2 separate regions of the Homo sapiens genome follow, and region 2 is linked to region 1. A link is a contact called in ENCODE Hi-C data. All regions are on one chromosome and are shown on one strand. Each heading gives the region's core, a stretch centred on a gene start or an enhancer-like site at or near the end of the contact. The rest is flanking DNA. Distances are from core to core; before and after follow the strand shown.

Region 1 (2,859 bases), core at 195-2,694:
TACACATTACATCTTGACTGATTAATCTCACAGTCACCAAGAGCTGGCCAGATAATGGCTTTGATAGTATTAAGAGCCAAAAATAAAAGATCCTATCATTATTAATTTCCCTCTGCCTGTCAGCCTCTCTCCCAGTGACATTTTTACAAAGGAAAAAAAACAATCAATCAGCAAGGAGAAGTAAATATCCCTTGATTACTGAAAGATAATTCATTCTCAAATCAGGTCATATTTCCTTTTCCCCTTTACACCAATTTCAAAACCCATGGCCAAGGCCTGCTTTCAAAGTGCTTACAACTTGCTTTCAACTGCCCACCTTTACGCCTGTCAACCCACAACTTCCTTCCAAAAATCTGCTCTGGTGCCTTAACTTTGTAAAAAGTGTGCACTCCGAAGCCTTTAAACGTTTCTGCATCACAAAAGCTGGGTGGCACCTCTTCCATTTGGCCACAGGCATCTTTTGCCAGCTGTCGCCCTTTTGGCAAAGGAAAATGGGGGCGGCCCTTGCCGCTGTCCAACAGCCCAGACTGGGTGTTACAGGGCAGAGGCAAAATTAAACAAAGGCTAAGGAGCCGGACCCTTAAGAGGCAGGACCTGCGACCCCACTGCTGGCAGCGGTGCCCCTTGCAGGGCGGCCTTGGGCTTCATGCGCCCCGGGCTGCCCCCAAGGACCGCCTGTCCGACTTCCTGCACGCGAGCCCCTGATCTGGAGCGTCTCCCCGAACCCAGACCGCTCAGGAGCCGGACCTCAGCAGCACTTTTGGCCAGGTCCAGGGTTGGCGCCCCCGACCCCAGCGCGGGCGGCTCGGGGCGCCCAGAACCACCAGCCATTGTCCTTTGGTGGCCCCCACTGGGGTCCACTCAGTTGGCCTCGGGCGCCGGCCGCTGCTGGGGACACCTGGGGGAACCGCCTCCCCCGCGGGCCGGGCCGGCGGAAGGCCGCGTGGGCGTGTGTTGGGCGATGGGGGCGGCCTCCAGCCGCCGCGTCGCCGCCTCCCCCACGGCCTGCCCGGGCAGAGGGGAGGGCCCGCTCACCTCGGTAGCGGCGGGAGGCGAGGTGGCACGCTGCGAGCAGCAGCACGGCCACCAGCGCCAGCACCTTGGCGCTCCTCACGCTGAAGTAGTGGTTGATCTCCCGCTTGCCCAGGTTGTAGGCCAGAGCCGCCATCTTGGTTCCTCCATGACAACAGTGCGCGGCGGAGCGGGAAAGGGGCGCCGCACAGGGGCAGCACTGGGGCTGCCGCCGCTGCAGCCAGGCGAGGAGCGGCCGCCAGCTCCCCAGGCCGCCACCTGCGCCTCCCGCCGGGGAACCTGACCCCGCGGCCGCGGCGCCCCCGACCTCCGCCTGCCCCTCCTCGGCCGCGGCCGACTCGGCGGCCTCCCCCCAGCCCCGCCGCCGCTGCTCCGCCGTGCCGGTTCCCCAGGCGCCCTGGACGCCTGTCTCCTCCCCTTCCTCCTCCTCTTTAGCCTCCTGCCTTAATAGCGGCTGCGCCTGCGAGGGGGGTCCGGATGCCCAGTGCTCCGGGGTCACCGGGTCACGCGCCCCGGCGGGCGGCGGCGGCTGCGGCAGAGCCATGGGGGTGTGGGGAGAGAGTACTAGGGGTACCCGCCTGGCCCGGACGCGAGCCTTAGGGCTGTCTCCTAGTTTACTGGCCGCTACCTGAGCCCAGGTTGGGGCAATAGAACTACAGTTCCGGGAGAAAAGTACACATCGTCCCATTCCTTCCTTCCCCAACACTCCCCTTTCTCAGCCTTCTACTGCCAGAACCCGCCCAGCGGGATGCGAAGGACACCCTAAGGTCGTTTATTGTCTGGCTATCCGTGGCCTGGCTGGTCAGTCTGGCTGCCCCTGGGTGCTGGCCAGATTGGATTGATGGATCCAGTTGATGGTGCTGGCCGATGGATTGCTGGCATCCAACCCAGGAGTGAAACCAGTCTTAACACTTAACTCACCGCTCTGGCCAGTTTCTCTTAAACCGTTTTTTTAATGTCCTCAGTTTGCCCAGTTCTGGTGGGCGAAAGTACACCAAAGTTCCGAATGGAAGGTACAGAAGGAGCCTAACTTAGTGTAGGTGTTGATGAGAAAAGAGTCTGACTCTCACTTGTATTTACGCAAGTTTGGCTAGGTCGATGTGCCAAAAAAATTCGTTTTTTTTGAGAGGGAGTCTCACCCTGTCGCCCAAGCTCTAGTGCAGTGGCGTGATCTTCGCTCACTGCAGCCTCCCCCTCCTGGGTTCAAATGGTTGTCCTGCCTGAGCCTGCCGAGTAGCAGAGATTGCAGGCGCCCGCCACCACACCCGTTTAATTTTTGTATTTTAATAGAGACGGGGGTTTCACCATTTTGGTCAGGCTGGTCTCGAACTCCTGACCTCAAATGATCTGCCCATCTCGGCCTCCCAAAGTGCTGGGATTACAGGCATGAGCCACCAAGCCTAGCCAAAAAAAATTTTTCTTAATGTGCTTATGACAATCATCCCCGCTACTAACGTTGGTTAATGTTTTGTGATTCTCAATAAAGCCAGCACTCCATTTCCTTAATAAAGCATTGTTATCCCTACTCTCCTCTCGCTCCCACCCCACCTTTTTTAAATGGTTTTTCTTGTTGCCTTCCAGATGGGAATGGTTATTTACATTGCTTGCCATTCTACTTGCCTTGCCTTGTTTAGAGTGAGTCATTGTTTAGTTGGGGTGTTGTCAAGTATTCTTTACAACTTTCCCATTTAGCCATTCCTGAACTTGTGCTTATAGGCCCCTCTTAAAATTATAGAATATTAGATATGAAGGGACTGTAGAGATCTTGTCTACTCATTCCCATTCTCTTCATCCAAGGACTCTTTATTATGTTTTCATCCATGGACT
Region 2 (2,859 bases), core at 220-2,719, 3.4 Mb before region 1:
GAGGGCAAGGGAGCCAGGATAGAAAGTGAGGTGGAGAAGTGTAGAGCTCTGGACGGACAAGCAGGAGATACGCAGCACAAGGAAGCACACTAGGTAACACACCAAGCAGGGGAACCTGTCTTTCACTACATAGGCAAGATGCTACGGGAAATGGGCTCTGGGTTTACACAGATTATGACTCAGTTCTCTACTGTTGTGAAGCTGTGTTTGGATAAATCCCTCAACTTTTCTGAGTCTTATTTTTTCATTTGTAAAATGTAGATAGAAGACCTACTTTCCCACATTGCTCTCAGGTTTAAAGTACGTCAATTAGGATACAGCAAAGTCTGTTTGATACTGAAAACTTTCCAGCAACAATGAACCTTAGAACAAGTCATCTCTCATCTTTGCTCTTGCCTGTAACTACTAAGCGACTACTCCATCTTCTGTTCTTAGGGATTTTAAATTGTTGACGTTTTTGATTTAGTCAGGAATGCGTTGTATGGGGATATCAAACCTGCATGCTCTCCAAGCATTGACTGTAGTCTGATCTTAGTAGGTCGTGCACATATAATTTTACTATTTCTCAATTTATTTCGGTGCTGATGTAATTAGTAAAATACGATTTAAGAGTGTTATGATACTTTTTAAAAATCGTGATGTCTTTTCTTCATCAAAGAGATACTTAAAAGCACATAATCATCTTGTGGAGGCAAGTTGACAAAATCCTTTTTGAGATTCTAAAAGGAATCTTTGTACTTAAAATGTTTAAGGACCACTGATGTATTTTGGCTTCATGTATCAATTAGATTTAGATTTTATTGTTTTAGAGATGGGGGTCTCCCTTTGTCGCCCAGGCTGGAGTTGAGCTCACCTCAGCCTCAAACGCCTGGGCTCAAACTATCCTTCTGCCTCAGCCTCCTGAGTTGCTGGGACTACCATGGTGTGCCACCAATTTTTATAGAGATGTGATCTCGCTGTGTTTCCCAGGCTGGTCTTGAACTCCTGGTTTCAAGTGATCCTCTTGCCTTGGCTTCCCAAAGTGTTGGGATTACAGGCGTGAGCCACCGCTCCTGGCCCCGATTTATTAATAGATCTTATAAGGACATTTTAGGCCTCACGCATCAGTTTCTTAGGACAAGCTTTTCTCTGCACTGCATAATAAATCAGACGGCAGTGCAACAAAAAAACGGTGATGATTTCCCGAAGAACAAACCAAGTTCAGAAGCCTCCCTAATTGTCAGAACAGCAGGTAGCCTGGGCGGAGCTCTGAGGCTATCCTTAAACAGGCGCACTGAGACGCAAGGCGCTGGAAACAAAAGAGCTCCTCCTTGCGCCCTTCCGCCGCCCCACTTAGTCCTGCTCCGCCCCGGACACCCCGCGGCCCCGCCCCTGTGCGCGCTGGTTGGTCCTCGCAGGCATGATGAAACTTCCCGCACGCGTTACAGGAGCCAGGTCGGTATAAGCGCCAGCGGCCTCGCCGCCCGTCAAGCTGTCCACATCCCTGGCCTCAGCCCGCCACATCACCCTGACCTGCTTACGCCCAGGTGAGCCGGGTCCTGCGCCCCGTGCCCTGCGCCCCGCGCCAGCATCCTCCTCGCGTGCCCTGGGGCTGCTCCGGAAGGAAGGGGTGGAGGATGCGGTCTTCAGCCTGGCACCCGGCAGACGCGGTTCGCGGGCGCCTGCTGATGCTGCGGCTCCTGCGGTAGGGAGGGCGGGGCGGACGCCTAGCGATTGTTACGCACCTGACAGCTAGCGGAAGGACCTTTCTGTCCTGGTTCCCTGAAGCATCGAGAGGGAACCGCGGCCGGCAGGCCGGACCGCTCCGGAGAGGAGGCAGCGGCAGTTTGAGCCCCTGTAAATGTTATATGTGTACTTTTTTTTACTATGTGGCGTCGAAGCCTGTGGACATTTTCGCGGTCCGGGTCCCTGCGGCGGACGGGTCGGATCGTGCTCGTGGCCAGGGCGCAGTCAGGTGTCGCGTGGTCCTGATCTAGGAAGAGACTGCGGCCTTATCACCGTCTCGGTGTCTGCTTTCACCTTCAACTGCCCCCCTCCTCACCTGGACCGCTCACCCTCCTCCTCCCCTCTCACCCCGCCATCCCCACCAGTCCCCACCTGTCTCTGTAGACTGCAAGACTCATCAAGTGACTTGCTGAGCAAACCCTGCCGAGAAGAGGTCTGTTTAGGGACACAGGCGACCAAGTACAGAAAAAGGCAAAAGAACTAGCATGCCTTTTTCAATGGCTGTCATTTTGCAGGGCTGGCTTCAGATGATTGTTATAGCTTTAAATAAAAAGGACAGTTTTCATCTCGGCCCGTGGCCTACATTATTTCTTTACTGTCCATTGCCCTGGGCGCTTGACTAATAATTTAACAGCAGTTTTTTTTTTTAAATTTTAAATCATGATTCATAGCATTGCTGTAAGAGTAATTAGAGGTAAAGTAGGGCTTGAACCTGTCTGTAGTTGGTTACTTACTGAGATCTTAATATAAAAGTAAAGGGAGAGGGTGAAGTTGTAAGTAGCACTAAGTGGAATAGAAATTAAATGCACTGAAACTGCCATGTCCAGTTCGGTAGGCGCTAGCCACCTGTAACTGTTGAGCACTTGAAGTGCTGGCTAGTCCTAACTGAGATGTATTGTGTTAAATACACTGGATTTTGTCGTTGGAGTAGGAAGAACAGTGTAAAATATCTGCTCGATAATATTTTATATTGATTACATATATGTTAAAATGTTACTATTTGGGACATACTGAGTTAAGTTTATTTAAAATTAATTTCACCTTTTTCTTTTAATGGGGCTACTAGTATATTTAAAATTACATATGTGGCTTACATATATATTTATTGGACAGCACTGTTCTAGAAGTTTAGGA

Evidence for each region. Hi-C counts contacts between places; a loop is a spot of excess contacts on that map. Pooled maps may share reads with other maps.
Region 2: a map of B cell shows a loop between it and region 1 (23-fold over the local background). The contact joins the promoter of ASNS here to the promoter of CASD1 in region 1. A Hi-C loop is called at or near these places in 2 of 168 maps with a recorded cell type or tissue (B cell and CD4-positive, alpha-beta memory T cell) and 9 of 50 pooled maps.

Annotation. Positions count from the first base shown.
Region 1 is chr7:94,508,394-94,511,252 of GRCh38, reverse strand. CASD1 (CAS1 domain sialic acid O acetyltransferase 1) reads right to left here and starts at 1,444. Exons shown (of 18, transcript NM_022900.5): 1 at 1,036-1,444. The coding sequence starts at 1,168. RefSeq lists silencers at 781-1,140, 1,241-1,390, 1,431-1,650 and enhancers at 184-1,170, 1,171-2,159.
Region 2 is chr7:97,871,018-97,873,876 of GRCh38, reverse strand. It overlaps ASNS (asparagine synthetase (glutamine-hydrolyzing)), which reads left to right and starts at 1,469. Exons shown (of 13, transcript NM_001673.5): 1 at 1,469-1,526. The region is part of intron 7 of CZ1P-ASNS (CZ1P-ASNS readthrough); the gene reads left to right. RefSeq lists silencers at 1,238-1,327, 1,638-1,747 and an enhancer at 873-1,588.